Regions from separate parts of the Mus musculus genome. Here region 2 is linked to region 1. The links are chromatin loops, found by intact Hi-C in ENCODE. Cell type or tissue: heart. All regions are shown on one strand.

Region 1 (8,000 bases):
CATATATTTGGAAGCCAGAGAACAGTAGTGTCCTGTTTTACCACTCCCTTGGGACAGCATCTTTCACTGAACCCAGAACTAAACTGGTAACTAGCAACCCCAGAGCATCTCCTGTGTCTGTCCCCACAACCTCATAAGCAATGGACACTGGTATGAGCATGCCGAGCTTTTTTAAGTGGGTGCTAGGGATCCAAATTCAGGGCCATGCTTGTGTAGCCAACTCACTTCCCCATTAAGCTATCCCCTCAGGCCTCTTGCCTTCTTTTTAAACCTAAACTTCATGTCAGGGCCTTGAACTTGGTAGGCCACTGGGCCTCTCTGTCCCTTTTCCCAGTGTGGCCATGTTGGAAAATGTCTTTTTTTCTGCATTTCATTCTTATTTGTCTGTTTAAGAGGCCCGGTAAGTGGCTAAGCCTGGCTCGTTAGGGCTGTCTGGCCTAACAACCCTGATCACAGCCATGGTATCACCCCTTCACCCCAAGGGGCAGGTATATGATTTGCAGAGGGAGGCTGGAGGACTGAGGGCTTGGACCAACTAAGGCTCTTAGTGAACTCTAAGCTCCTCTAACCTACATAGGAAGGACCTGTCTCAGCAACCTCTAAGGACAGGACCCGGACAAGACAAAGCCCAACTCCCTGTTAATGGCCCTCGTATCCATCGTCTGAGTCCTCTGAACCCTTCCCACGCCTACACAGCATGGCAACAGCCCCTTCACACTGTCCTGTGTCCCAGCACACACACAACTGTAAGCTTCATTCAGTTGTTGAGCAGACTCATTGCCAACCTGGATTGTCCTAGGTGAGTCCCAGGGCCTAGGGACAGCGAAAGGAAGTTTCTCTCATGTGCCTTGGCCTTCTCCCTGATACCTCTGTGATTTCTGGACGATCTTGCAGCCTTGACCTCAGCAATGTCTGCAAGTTGGTTGTTTTGACTTCCACACACTCCAAGGTCAGCTGTCCCTTTTCAACAGATTGGCAAGAGGAGTTTCGGCTTAGCCCACACAAAGCATACTCGATCTTGTCTGGGATGTGGAAAGTCAAATAAATTATGATTGGAGGGGACTTTCCTCACTTGACTCTCTGAATTAAAGATGCTTTGATTTGCTTCCCCAGATGTTTATACAACACACACACACACACACACACACACTTCACTAAGAAAAAACAATCCCAGCCTGGCGGTGGTGGCGCACGCCTTTGATCCCAGCACTTGGGAGGCAGAGGCAGGCGAATTTCTGAGTTCAAGGACAGTCTGGTCTACAGAGTGAGTTCCAGGACAGCCAGGACTACACAGAGAAACCCTGTCTCGAAAAAACAAACAAACAAACAAACAAGCAAAAAAAAAAAAAAAAACAACAACAATAACAAAACAAAAAGAAAAAACAACCCCTAGAAAACAGAATAACAAAAGACAAAAAAAATGCCTCCAGTTGAGTCAATTGGCCACACTGGGCCCTTACTTCCTTTCAGGAGTGTGGGACCCTCAGCAGTGTTCTGACAGAGCCTGGAAGATTTTTTTAAGTGTCCTCATGACAAGATGGTCACATACATGGGCTCAGGGATCAATTTATAGCCACGTCTCAGTGTAAATGTTGTAGGTTCCAGCTCATGAGGCAGAGTGCCGGCAGAAACCCTGGGTTCCATCCCCAGCACACACAGAGCAAGCCCGGAGGTGTTCTCCTGCAACTCTAGCACTTAGCCGGTATAGCAGGAGGATCAGAGGTTCAAGGCCAGTGCCTACTACATAGCAAGTTTGAGGCCAGTCTGGGCTATGTGAGTCCCTGTCTCAGAAATAAAGCAAAGGCTGACAAGATGGTTTTGTGGGCAGAATGGCTTGTTTGGACAACCTGATTTTGAACCCTGGGAGCCACAGGATGGAAAGACAGAATCAACTTCTGCAAGCTGTTCTCAGACCTCCATACCTGTGCCATAGAGCATGAATAAACCGGGTTTAAAAAGAAATGTCTGAAGCCATACAATGCTCCCCACTACACAACTAATATACATTAGCCAAAAATGGTTTCGGGGTGGGGAAAGAAAGACGGAAAGCCTATATACCCAGCGAATCCAGAAAGCCATTGCAAACACCTGAAGCTGGGACCCAGTTGGTGTGTGAAGGTTAGGGCGGGGGGTGGGGGTGGGGGGTGGGGAGGGAAGGGGAAACAAGACAGGAAGCAGAAGGGAGGAGCTCGGGCGAAGAGAGAAAGGCAGTTTCTCTTCCCACTCTGAGAGAAGCACTGTCACATTGTCCTGCCTGGGCGTCAGAAAGTCCTACCAAGCTTACAAGTTTCATGAGACACCCCCCACCCCCCCAACTCCCAGGCCTCCAAAGACTCTGCTCCTGTTTTCCCGCTCAGCCTGGTTTTCCTGCGGGAGATGCTTTGGACGGGGACTCGCCAGTCTGCAGAGTTCCCAGCAGGGGAATTAGATGCCAGAGGTTCTGAACTCAGCAGCACATTAGAGTCACCCAGGGAGCTTTTAAAAAATCTTTGCAGGATCCCTTCCGCTGCAGACCAATTACCATCGTCCTGCAGGGAGGGGGCGGGGGAGTGTCGAGGCCATAATATTTTAAAATTCCCCTGGCACTGCTGATAACTGGGGGAAGGTTAGAACCCTGACTCTTTGAAATGGCAGGAGGGTAAAAACGACATTAGAAATCAGTAGATTTCATTTTTTATTTAATTTAATTTTTAGATGTGGAAACTGAGGCCAGGGATGCTATGGCAGGACAGACTGCAAAGGGGGCTCTTCTCCCATCGACTGAATCTGGGTGCTCCAGTTGTGCAGCACTGAGGGAGGAGGCGCTGAGAAAACACAAAAACAAAAAACAAGGGGGGTGGGGCTCTCAGGATGGGGACAGCACACAGAAATGCCACAACAGCTAGCATTAAAGAGAAACGTCTAGATTCACCATTGCATTTTCGTGATGCCAGGATTAGAATGTTATTGTTTGAAACAGGATCTTTCTATGTATCCCAGGCTGGCCTTGAACTCACCATGTCCTCTGCCTCAAGCTCCCAAGTACCCTGATGACAGGTGAACACCACCACTCCTAGCCCAGGGTTGGATTTTTGGTGGATACATCTTCTGTCTCCTTTTATCGGGTTTCTGTTTTATTTGGTGGAAGTAGAGAATTGAATGAACTCAGGGCCTTTTGGTCATATTAGGCAAGCCCGTTATGGCTGAGCCACATCCTCAGCCCCATACTCGGGGGACATTAGTTGTTGCAGCTAGCCTTTAACTTAGAATCACCAGTCTCGAGATTTAGCGTACCTGGGGTAACTGGGGGTGACTGGCGTGAATTCCCACTTCCTGTTCACTTCCCTTTTCTTTTCTTCCTTTCATTCCCTTTACTTCCAAAGTGACCTTCATCCAAAGCTCTCTCTCCTAGGACTCAGAAAAACATGGTCCTGAAACCAGATTTTTTTCTTTTTCTTCAGATGAAACATAAAGTTAGAAAGTGTCTGAGGGTTACACAACTAGTCTTTCTGGCCTGCTTGTGAAACTTGCTGCGGGCAGCGAGCGCCCCCTGCCGGTAGCTCCCATGGATTCTTACGCCGCGTGCCGAGAGCCCTCTGGTGGCAGAGAGCTGTCATTGCGGAATCTATCCACCTGTTCTGAGTCAGGGGGCTGCTTGTAGCCAAGTTCACAGCTGGAAATGCTTGAGAGACTTCAAAAATCATGGTCTCCGGGACTGATTCCAGGATCTCACTGCTTCCTGTTGCATTTCATTAGCAGAGCTTTTATCTAATGCACTTATTAAGTAAAGACACAACACTGAAAGCCAATCAGATTTTCGGGTGGGGGGTGCGGGGGAGTGGGCGGGGCGCGCTTGTCTTTAACCAGTTTTCAGCCCAAAGCAGAGAGTGGATAATCTTTGGTTAACCTAGACTGGAGCACTGTAAGTGAATGTGACTTGCCTTCTGGTGTCAGAGTTTACTAATTACAGAGCCTTCATCTCTGACACATCCTGACCTTCACACTGCCTTATGTATTTTTTCTTTTGTGGAAAAAAAAGTCACATTTTATTTATTTATTTATTTATTCATTTATTTGCTTACTTAATATTACACGTGTGTGTTTGAGTGAAGGTCAACTTTTTAGGTTCTGTTCTGCCTTTCCTCCGTGAGGGTCCTGGGAGTGGGACAATGATTGTCATGCATCTACCTAATGAGACCCCTCCACAGCACCTGCTCACGTACCGCTCTTTCCTCAAACCTCTGTGAGCATAGCGAGCCAGATTTTACCTGTTCTGTCCTGAGAGCCTGGCCTTAGCCTATCTTAATCTCTAGTTTTGGTCCTCTTCAGTCACTGTTCTCCTGTGCCCAATATTGAAATGTCACATATTGGGGGAGGGAGTCAGTGGTCCCCAGTGCTGGAATTGCAAGGAAGCCAGCTAGAGAGATGCATGCGGTGCTCTGAATCCAACCTTGAAACACAATCACTTCCTGTTTATTGGACCCTGTTCCATTTGTGTTGCCCACCCCCACCCACATGCAAACCCTAGAGTACCTTTAAGGCGGAATGGTCCCGCCAGGAGATCTGACGCAGACCTGGAGGAAATCAGGAGAGAGCTTTTCTGACTCAAACAGAAGTCGCCCACTCCACGACACACCCACAGATCTCACTCAGAAAACACAGAACAGAATGTGTCAGGTCTGCCTGAGTCACATGTGGCCCACCCAGCTCCGACTCAGCCATTGCCTGAGACTTAGTTTCTCAGTTGTTCTTTTCTAATGGGTGTGGGCAGCCCTTCCTCCTAGATTCTTAGTAATTGCACCTTCAGTCATCGAAGACTGATGGGAGAGAGATGTCTGGGGATGTTTGAGGGATATTTGATGTCATTAGGAACTGCTCTTAGTCCTAATCTTGTCATGCTCTGTCACTGTCACAGACAGGGACATGTCTGATGGAAAGAGACATGTCTGATACCTGGTTCTGGAAGCTGGGGAGTCTATGATGAGGTGGTGTTTGTGGCCAGGACTGAGTGGTTGATGTTGAACGTAAGGATCACAGCCTGTGTCCCAATCCAGGTTCAGCAACTCCACCTCAGTAAGCTGGTTGAAAGAGCCACACTTAATGGTAGAAAGCAGAAAGGAGGGATTTCTTCAATGTGGACACGTCAATCTGATGACACACCCCACACACTCCAAAACCCATCTCTGGGCCTCTGAAGCAGGATCAAAGCTTCAGTCAAGGGCCGGGACATGCATACCCAAGTTGTTCTGGCCAAAGTGTAGTCTTCTTGTCTTCCAGTGACCTTGGGTTTTAGTCTCATTCTGTAAGGTGAGCTGACAAGGTAGAACTGAGAAATCTTTTTCCAGGAGACATTCTCCTTCGGCTGGTCCCTCTTCCTTCTTCCAGTGTGAGATACCTGGGGAAATTCTAACTTGAGGGGATGAGGGTCCATTGTCTCAATAGTCTAACAGACTGACAAACAAGTCTCTCTTAGCCAGGTGGTAGTGCAGCACTCAGGAGGCAGAGGCAGGTGAATCTGTGAGTTCAAGGCCAGCCTGATCTACAGAGTGAGTTCCAGGACAGCCAGACCTACACAGAGAGACCTTGTCTCAAAAAGGAAAAAAAGAAGAGAAGAGGAGAGGGGAGGGGAGGGGAGGGGAGAAGAGAAGAGAAGAGAAAAGAAGAGAAGAGAAGAGAAAGAGAGGAGAAGAGAAGAGAAAATCTTTATTTCTCTCGGGCTAATCCCATTCATCCCATGCTGCTTCAACCCTTGGCTAAGGTGAAAAGGCAAGAGGGTATGTTGGAGGCAAGACACACCAGCTTTGTGATACACATCCATCATTCCAGCTACTCATAGACAGGTGGACAGGCAGACAGACACACACACAGACTGAAAGGAGAGAGAGAGAGAGAGAGAGAGAGAGAGACAGACAGACAGACAGACAGAAGGGGAAGAGAAGAGAGGAGACAGAAGAAAAGAAGGAAGAAAAGAAAAGCTGAACATGATGGTGCACTTCTGTAAAGTCAGCACTTAGAAGACTGAGGCAGGAGGATCACCAGTTTTAGTCTGGGCCACAGGGTGAGACTTTGTCTCAAAAACAAACAGATCAACCAACCAATATGTGTGTGTGTGTGTGTATAAGTGTGTGTGTGTGTCTGTGTCTGTATCTGTGTGTGTATATATATATATATATATATATATATATATATATTATTTTATTTTACAGAATCCCAGGCAGTTGCTGTTATCCATGGGCCACATTAGATCACAGCCCCTCTAGCTTCTGTGAGGAGTTTCAAAGATGATGTCCCCACCCCTTGAGTCTTTCTCTTTTTACAGCTCTCTCACAGGAGCCAAGTGCCATCTGCCATGTATATTCATGTATATATACGTATATACACATATATACACAGGTATGCATATATATGCATATATTCTGCCTCACGTTGTAAAACCACTCTTAAAGTAACCAGAGAGCTCAGTCACATGGTGCAGTATGGTGTGTGGGTGTGTGAGATGTGTGAACTCAGTCATGAAGGTTCCACACCTGTGATCCAAGTACAAGCTTGGCTATTTAATGTTCCCTGGCCTCCTCAGGACACCAAATTCTCTGAGATATTCTAGAACTGTCTCTATGATCTACCTTAGAGAGGAGTTTGTCCTGCAATTCACAATAACCGAGATGTGGAATCAGCCACAATACTCAATAACTGTTGGCTGGATAGAGAAGATGGAGCTCACAGACACAGGGAAGCACTTTTCAGTGATTAAAATCAAAAGAGGATAAAGTTAGGCTGTTTTCAGGAAAATGGATGGGACTGGAAGTTAAGCGAAATCAACCAAACAGAAAGGCAAACATCACAAATCTATCTCCTGTGTAGAGTCCGGACGAAAGGAAAACAAAACGGCACAGAGCTGGAGAGATGGCTCTGTTAAGTGAAGTGCTTGCTGCACACACCTGGGGGCCTGAGTTAGGATCCCCAGCACCTGTGTATGGAGCCAGGGATTGGTGTACATGCCTTTAACCTCAGCACTGGGAGGTGGGGACAGACAGGTTCCTGGGGTTCACTGGCCAGGGATGATAGCTGAAACTGTGAGCCCCAGCTCTAGTTAGGGATGTTAATGGTGTGTCCCTAAGGAATGAGACACCAGCCATCCACTGTGGCTGTAAGACTCTGACAAGCCTTAGCTACCGGGAACCCCCTAAGTGAATCACTCAGAGCATGAGATTGATGCAAAAGCATGAGGAGTTTATTGTTCCAGTGCTGGGGTCGTCCTGCACCTGAAAGAGAGGTGGGGACTCCAGGTCGGCAAGTTTTTACACAGTGTCCAGGGGCAGAATAGAGTATCAGCAACTAGGCACAATATGATATGCGAACAGTGCACCCTTTAAACTGATTGGTCTTTAGAGAAGGAGGTACTAGGAGTGTCCCATATCTGCAGGCAGCCAATGGTCGGTCAGTCTGCCCTGCAGTTTTTCTGAGGAATGTAGCCAGCCTCTCCCTTGGGGGGGGGGTGCCTTCATGTTCTGGGGCTCGGTGTAATTATCCAAAGGCCCTGAGTTGACCTCTTCATGGCCACTCTTCCATCTTTGTTCTGAATAAATTACTTGGCCTGAATTTTTGTCTCAGCCTCAGTGTCTCAAGGAAACCAAACTCCAGGAGACAGTGTTTGCTCTTTACTCTGGTAGGTGGGTCTGAACTACTGTCCTGTTTGTTGGAGTGATCCCAGGCAGCTGGTTTTAGACATGGGCCATGTTCGGTCACAGCCCCTTTAGCTGCTGAGAGGAATCTCACAGATGACGCCCCGCAACCCTCGAGTCTCTCTCTCTTTTTACAGCTCTCACAGAAGCCACGTTTCATCCAACACTCCTCTCCCGAATCCTTACCCTCACATTTCCAGACAAACAATTCCCAAAGGAAGAAAAGTTGCAACAAAGTAACAAGGCTTGTTCCCTTACCAGCGTATCCAGAAATACCCCCAGGACATTTTATTTACCTGCTCCAACCAGAAATACAAGAAGGTCCCTCAGTCTAGTTAG
Region 2 (8,000 bases), 450 kb before region 1:
CAAGGTGTGGTCCTGCCCATCACTGACCCCTCCATGTCTCAGCTCTAGTTTCTCATGCAAGGTGGTCCGACAGGTGGGAGAATTCTGTGAAGTCTCCTTCTTAGAGATGCGTTACCCATTCAGGCAGGCTCCAGTCTTCAGATTTTTCCTTCTTACACAGTGAGACTCTAGGAGAACTTGACAATTGCGGTGTGTGTGTGTGTGTGTGTGTGTGTATTGCCTTAATAATCTGATAGCTAAAATGAGTGACATATGCCTCAGGAATACTTTTTATTCCTGGGGCTGAGGAGATGGCTCAGTGGATAAAATACTTGCATGAAGACTAGAGTTAAGATCCTGAGAATTGCCGGGCAGTGGTGGTGCATGCCTTTAATCCCAGCACTTGGGAGGCAGAGGCAGAGGCAGGTGGATCTCTGAGTTCCAGGCCAGCTTGGTCTACAGAGTGAGTTCCAGGACAGCCAGGACAGAGAAACCCTGTCTTGAAAAGCAAAAACAAAAACAAAAAACCCAAAACAAGAACAACCACAAAAGATCCTGAGAATCTACATAAATGCCAGGCAGCTGACCCCCCATCCCCATTTCTCCAGCACTTGGAAGGCAGAGATAGGGCATTCCCCAGAGCGAGCTGGCTAGCTAGACTGGTATAATCTGTCAGTTATAGGTTTCTTATGGGTCTGGGGTCATTCAGGGATTCACCAATCTGACCATGAGTAAATTTTAATGAATAAGAGGCTTTATGAAATACTGGCCAAGAGTGCACCCAAGACTCATGCTCAGAGTATGGCTCCGAATTACATTAGTCAGGGGCTACAGAGTTCACAAGGCTACTTACTTCCTGCCTTTGAGCAATTAGCGGCAAGGATAATCCTGACACACTTCATGCCTATGTGTAAGCAAGCACACGTCCTGTGCACTTGGGACAACCAAGCTTGTTTACAGAACAAACATATGGTTTGTTATCTTTCATGAACAATGGCTCCCAGCATTCCAGGAAGTTATCTGTCCTTGGACATGAAAAACCCACAGCATGATGACTCCCCCACGTTCTGACTCAGGAGAGGCGACACCCCAAATCACTCACGAGAAATGGTCTTGATGCAAACTGCAAGAGGTTTATTCAGGAAAGACCAGTGCACTGGGGACGATTCATAGCCCACGCAGGGGTAGAGGAGTCCATGACGAGCTCAAGGGGTAAGGGGTTTATAAAGACACAAAAACCACAAACACCTGGCAAAAACACGCAAACACCTGGCATCCTGGAACAATGGGGCTATTTTAGACACAGGTCTAGGGGCTTAAATAATTTTTTACTCTCTGTCAGGATCTTTTAGACAAAGTGAGGCTTATAGGTTACAGGCATTTTTGTCTTATAGATCTCCTAAGCATAATCATTTAAACTTAAAACATACTGTTAGCCATTATAGATTTGAATGAGAGACCCTCTCTCAGTAAATAATACAGAGGGCCAGCAAGATGGCTCAGTGGGTAAAAGTGATTGCTGCCAAGTCTGATGTCCCTGAGTTCGATCCCCAGGACCCAGATGGTGGAAGGAGAGAACCAACTTCAACAAGTTGTCCTCTGACCATCACACATGAGCCAAATACATGCACGTACATGCTTCCCCTTTTAAATATAATAAAACAAATCTTTGAAGAATAAAATTAGTATATAAATAAGCAAATAAATAATAAGCAATTGAGGGGGATAACGAGTTAACAGTGGACCTCAGAACTCACATGCACATACAGGTATGCCTACATACATGATGTGAACATACACACAGACACATATGCACTGTGGGGGTGGGGTGGGAGTGGGGACACTATCATCAATTCCTGTCAGGATGGTGACAATCCCTAGCATGTCCCCTCACTTTCTGGTTTCTGATGTTGTTCTCAACCCTGAATCCTTTTAAAAATAGAATTATTTTAAGTAAGTGTGTGTGTGTGTGTGTGTGTGTGTGTGTGTATGTGTGTGTCTAGGCGTGTCTGAGGAAGCCAGAAGAAGATTTTTGGGTCCCTTAGTTCTGGAGCTATAGGTGGTTGCGAACCCTACATTCTGTGATCCAAACTGGTCCTTTGCAAAACCAGCCAGTGCCTTTAGCTACTGAGCTCTCTGCAGCTCCAACTCTGAGTTCTGATTGTTCAAAGCCACAATTCCCACTGCCCTTAGGCAAAAGCCATAAGCCAGGAAGTCCCTGGAGGGATGTCTTCCTCTTTTCCGAATATCACCTCCCCTTCATTTCTTCCCCTTTCTGGCCACACATGCTGATATTTCTATGAGAGAGTTGGTCAAATATGAGCTATTATATTTGAAGACTTAGCATGCGATAAGATAAACGGATATGGTCATTTTAGATAGTAAGGAATACTTTGATGGGAAGAAATAGGGCAGAGTGTGTGGAAGGAAGCTGTGTGCAGAAAGTCACACAGGAACTCAGGGACTGGAAATTGCCTCTAAGAGGACTTGACATTGAAGCTTGAGAAGTGAGAGAGGCCAGGTATGTGCTGAACTGAAGCTGGGAGACAGGAGATAATAGGATATTCTGGAGGACTAGAGGCTGAACATGCCCTGAGCTGAGGTCTGGCAGAGTAGAGAGGTCAGGTGTTCCCTGAGCTGAGGCCTCGGGGATGGGAGAGCCTAAATACATACCAAGTGGAGACCTGGGAGATAACAAAGCATGCACTAGACTGAATCCTGGGAGCTGAGAGAGGCTGGGTGTGTGCTAAGCTGATACCTGGGGGATGGGAGAGTCTGATTTTGCCTGGACTGAGACTTAAAAAACAGAAGAGGCTCGTTGTGCATGGCAGGGACACAAATACCCCAGTTAGAAGCATCTGATTCATGGATGATGAGGCATTCACGAACTGATTTAGGGACCACATAGTACACACAGTAGATGCCATCAGAAGCTGCTGGGGTAGCAGCTAGGGGATGACAGATTATGAGAGTGTTTTTTTTTTTTTTTTAAACTAAGGTACCAATTGTGTTGTGGCTTACATTTTAGTAAAAGGAAGGCTCTGCAGACAGTAAGATGAAAGCCAAGAGTTGATGGTACTCCAGGGGCCAGGTCAGATCGCAGGGAGTGATGAGCCTGCTGCAGGGCTGCAGTGTGAGATGTGACCACCAGGGGTCAGTGCTGAGCACCATTGAACCATCCCAGAGCCAAAGACCAAGATAAACTTGATATAAGTAGGTACTCAGAGACTGCTTGCTCCTTAGGGTAACAAGCAATTTGAAGTCATGGGAGCTCAATTCTGCAGGGCTCTCTTTGTATGTGTGTGTGTGTGTGTGTGTGTGTGTGTGTGTGTGTACATGCACACATATCATATATGCTTGTGTACATGTTTGTGAAGGTATGCATGCATGCATTTATGTGAGTGTGCTCAGGCCAGAAACGGATAATGGGTGTTTTCTTCAATCCTGTCACGGTAAATAATTGTTTTCTTTATTATGTTTTTTAAACTTTATTAATTAATTAATTAATTTATTTATGCACGGAGAGGCATGCATGTGCCACAGTGTGAATGTGAAGGTCAGAGGACAACTTGCAGGAGTTGATTCTCTCCTTCCATTACGTGGGTCCCAGGAATCGAACTCAGGTCATAAGGCTGAGAGGCAGACAGCTTTACCTGCTGAACATCCTACCAGTCCCCCGCCTTATTTTGTAGACCAGGTCTCTCACTGGCTTGTCTAGGCAACCACAGCTGCTGTGAATTCATGTGTGGGGGCAGCTTTGTCATGACCAGAGGACGTTATTTCCATCTGGTCCTCCATGATGGTCCAGTGGGCAAAGGTGCTTGCCACCAAGTGGTGAGTGACCTGAGTTCCACCCACAGGACCACATGGTTGTAGGAAAGAACCAACTCTACAAACTGTCCTCTTACCTCCACATATGCGTGGCGGCATGTGCCCCACCTACCCCAGGCACACAGATAAATAAATGTAATTTACAAATCGGGAAAAACTATGAGGGTTTTTTTTTTTTTTTTTCCTATGATAACTTGGGAACATAAAAGCTTGGACTTCTGGGAGTTCCATCCAGCAAGACTGATGTGAAGATGTAGTCCCTACAGAAGGATCTTGTGGACTGAAAGGGGTTGCTGTGCAAGCTGAGAGACTAGCTGGGGAAGACACTTGTTTAGGGTGACTATATGGCTAGCGAACACATGTATACCTTGCAAGTGTGGAGACTATACCATTCTCTAGAGCCCCAGAGGGTGCCAATTATCTCCACCCCCTCCCAAAGCTCCTCCTCAAAGACCAGAGCAGAGAAGCAGAAGCAGGAGACCTGGGGATCCCCTGGGTGGGTGGGGCCTTTGCACCCCAGTTCACTGTGGGTGTGCTTGTGTGGATGACCCTACCCCATGATGCATGGATGGGCCCTGCCCCAAACATGACTTATAAACATGGAGTGTGAATGGCTTCTTCGTTCTCCAAGTCCCTGCCAAATTGACATCAAGAATAATCGGCATTTAGAGACTAATTACACATCTGGATGAATCTGTTTCAGTCTACTGGATTGGACATAATCATATTAAAATATAATGAATACATCCAAATGCACAATGCCTGATTAAGTAGTCGCTTAGGAGCCGGAGCAGTGAAAGAGGCTGGCTGGTAACCAAGAGAAGAGCTGTGTGAGCGTCGGGATGGCAGCTGCAGGCTCAAAATGGAGTTCCCGGTCACTTCTGTTTTAGGTTCCCATTTGTTCTTCATGCCCTGACTCAGGTTGGTCCACACAAACTCAGGTGCTTTCTCCAGCTCGGTTTTGGGGTTGTCTGGGAAGTAAAGAGGAAGTGGGGGTGTGGGCTTCTGGGACACCAGTTGCCCTGTGATCTCAGCTCAGGGTAGGCTGAAGCAGGAGGACTCAAGACTGTCAGGGAAGGAGGAGAGAGTAATGGGAGTGCAGGTTGGGGTGGGGGGAGGAGAGAGCAGGAGGAGGAACTGCAGGAGGAGGGAAAAGGGAAGAAGAAAGAAAGGGCGGAGGGAAGAGAAATGAAAGGAAGAGGAGGGAAAGAGAAGAAAAATGTTTACTGTTCTTGCTCATACTAAACATGTCCCCTGGTTTCTCAGGGGAGACTCTGAGCCCTGGGAATCCCCAGGAAGCCAGCCGTCCTTCTGATAGCTGAACTGGTTGGTACCCAAAGTGTGTTTGGGTTAAGGACACCTTATTTCTATTGACTTGCCCTGGGCCCAGGTCTTGGCCTCAGTTCCCTGTGGCCTTCTGGTGCTGGGTCACACTGTACAAGGGTTGACTGGACCTGTCACCATTTTGGAAGAAGCTGCTGAGGTCATCATGAATCTTTAGTAGAAGCAACCCCACTATATAGACAGAAATAGAGTTTATTTATTTAGTAATGTAATCACTTCTTTTAAATTGTCTATTTAGCATCTATCTATCTATCTATCTATCTATCTATCTATCTATCTATCTATCATCTATCTATCTATCTATCTACCAATCAATCAATCAACCAATCAATCATCCATTTACCTATAACTGCCAATCATCTAATATCTGTTTACCTGTTGACTGTCTAGCATCTATCATCCATTCATTTATATTTATCCATAATCAGTTATCATACTTTACCTGTCATCTATCAATCAATTATCTAATCTCTCTATCATCCATCCATTATCAGTCTATCAATCAATCAATCAATCAATCAATCAAATCCATTTACCTATAACTGCCAATCATCTAATATCTGTTTACCTGTTGACTGTCTAGCACCTATCATTCATTCATTTATATTTATCCATAATCAGTTATCGTACTTCACCTGTCATCTATCAATCAATTATCTAATCTCTCTATCATCCATCCATTATCTGTCTGTCCATCTACTATCTATCTATCTATCTATCTATCTATCTATCTATCTATCTATCCATCCATCCATCCATCAATCTATTCCTCTATCAATTGTTTGAGACAGAGTCTTATGTAATCCAGGCTATTCTCAAACTTTTATAGTTGAGGAGGATCTAGAATTCGCCATCTTCCTGCCTCCACCTCCAACAGAGCCGGGGTCACAGTTGTGTGGCACCACACCTGGATTTACTATTATTTTCTCATAGAGACTCTTCAAAGTTTAAGGTCTTTATTGGTGGAACTTAATAAAGTCAGCTGCCTGTTGTTTGGACAAGCGGGGAGTCTGGGGTTTCAGTTTCTCTTTTGCTGGTCTAGCTTCCTTCCCAGGCACCGGCAGTAGGCAGTGAGTTGTGGCCTCCTGTTTGACACAGTTTCCTGTCATCCCATATTTTGACATGTGGCACCTTGGCCTTTTTATAGTGTTTCACTGTCTTTGGAGGGTCAACATGGCCTGTTTTATTATGAGATCAATGGTGTATGAATTAGCGTGAATTAGACTCTTTAGAGCCCTTACTGACAGAAGGACCTTATGTTTGAGGCCCAGGCAAGAAGATTTGAGTCCAGATGCCCAGAAACCGTGTAAAAAAGCTGGATGTGGTGGTATGAGTCTGTAATCCTGGTGAGTGATGGGGAGGTGGAGACAGAAGAATCCCTGGCCAGCCAGCCCATAGCTTACCTAGTGACCTCTAGGTGAAGTAAAAGCCCTGATCTCAAAATATAAGGTAGAGAGGGCCAACAAGATGGCTCAGTACTCAAGCATAAAGGTGCTTGCTGCCAAGTCTAATGACCTGAGTTCAATCCCTGAGATGCATGCACACGTGTGTGTGCCTGCACATATACACATATACATAATCCTTAAAAATTTTAAAGAAAAGAATAATGTAGAGAATGATTAAGAGAGACAACCAGAATTTATCATTAACCTCTAAAATCATGTGCACACATGTGCAAATATACACGCGCGCACACACACACACACACACACACACACACACACACACACACACAATGGTCCTTGAGCGGCAGACCTTATGTAATGTCATTTGGGGGTGGGGGAGGTTTAGAGCAACTCCCACTTATCCCGCAAGCCTGGCCAATGCTTCCAGGATGTTTTAGGTCCTTCAGGAAGTGGGTGGATAGCTTCTTGGAGGAAGATGCTGAAAGGATGATAATGGGTACCCAGCCATTATCACAGAACTCAAACTTCAAGATTTGGGCCCAAACACCTGCTCCCCTTCTAGAAGATGCGATGGGAAGTTGACAGATGGACTTCCTTGACAGACAGACATCCTGGGGGGAATGATCCTCAGAAGTCTCATCAGGAAATCAGGTCACTGGTAGTTTGGAAGGCAGAACCATTTTTATTAGGGATCAACTGTAGGTCCCCCAAAAGTATATGGGGTTCTCAGGGCTCAGAAGAGGCATCTAGTTAGATGAGGGAAGGGAGTGGTGTTGAAGGTTCATCCATTTTGTCCAGAGGACAATGCTGGGTGTTACATTTGGGGCGTCCTGGACTGGGAAGGGTGTCTTGGCTTTCCTATTCGCTCTGTCTCTCTGTCTGTCTGTCTGTCTGTCTGTCTGTCTGCCCGCCCGCCCGCCCGTCTGTCTATCTGTCTGTCTGTCTGTCTGTCTGTCTGTCTGTCTGTCTGTCTCTGTTGTGGTTTGAATGAGAAATGTACCACACAGGCTTATATGTGGCGTTTGGACACTTGGCCCCCAGCTGGTGCCACCATCTGGGAAGATAACAGTCCCTTTAGGAGGCAGAGCCTTTGGCAGGAAGTACCTCACTGGGGGCAGGATTGACTGGTGGTTTTATAACCTGGCCCCAGTTCCTCTTCTCTCTCTGCTTCCTGAGTATGGTTTCAATGTGACCCGTCAGCTTCTTGCTCCTGTCACCATGCCTCCTCACTGTGATGAGGTCCTCCTCACTGTGTCCTCCTGGAACTGTGAGCCAAAATACATTCTTTCTACCCTAAGTTCTTTTTTTGGGGGGGGGGGTTAAGGGAGGGGTAAGATTATTTCACTGATGCAACAAGAACTTGATAGAGCAGATGCATGCACGGTGGTCAGATACAACCTTCGCCTTTGGTGGCACGTCTCAGGTTCTATCTACCCTGTG

The links. Hi-C counts contacts between places; a loop is a spot of excess contacts. Peaks named below come from ENCODE experiments on the same cell type or tissue, not always from the same donor. Only the 100,000 strongest peaks of a DNase experiment are listed, where the experiment ranks them.
Region 2: it touches region 1 in a loop (22-fold over the local background); 23 of 42 quality-filtered maps call a loop at or near these places.

Annotation. Positions count from the first base shown.
Region 1 is chr5:130,850,008-130,858,007 of GRCm38, forward strand. It overlaps Gm40337 (a long non-coding RNA gene), which reads right to left and starts at 5,234. Exons shown (of 3, transcript XR_868569.1): 1 at 5,216-5,234; 2 at 4,933-5,075; 3 at 4,118-4,553. In heart, a CTCF peak has its summit at 3,567 (motif pointing left); a DNase peak (open chromatin) is centred at 3,564; H3K4me3 peaks cover 585 bases; H3K27ac peaks cover 947 bases.
Region 2 is chr5:130,402,275-130,410,274 of GRCm38, forward strand. It overlaps a transcript of Caln1 not described here. Among named protein-coding and RNA genes, the nearest start is that of A330070K13Rik, 22 kb to the left of the region's middle. In heart, a CTCF peak has its summit at 3,118 (motif pointing right); no DNase peak of the experiment used is centred here.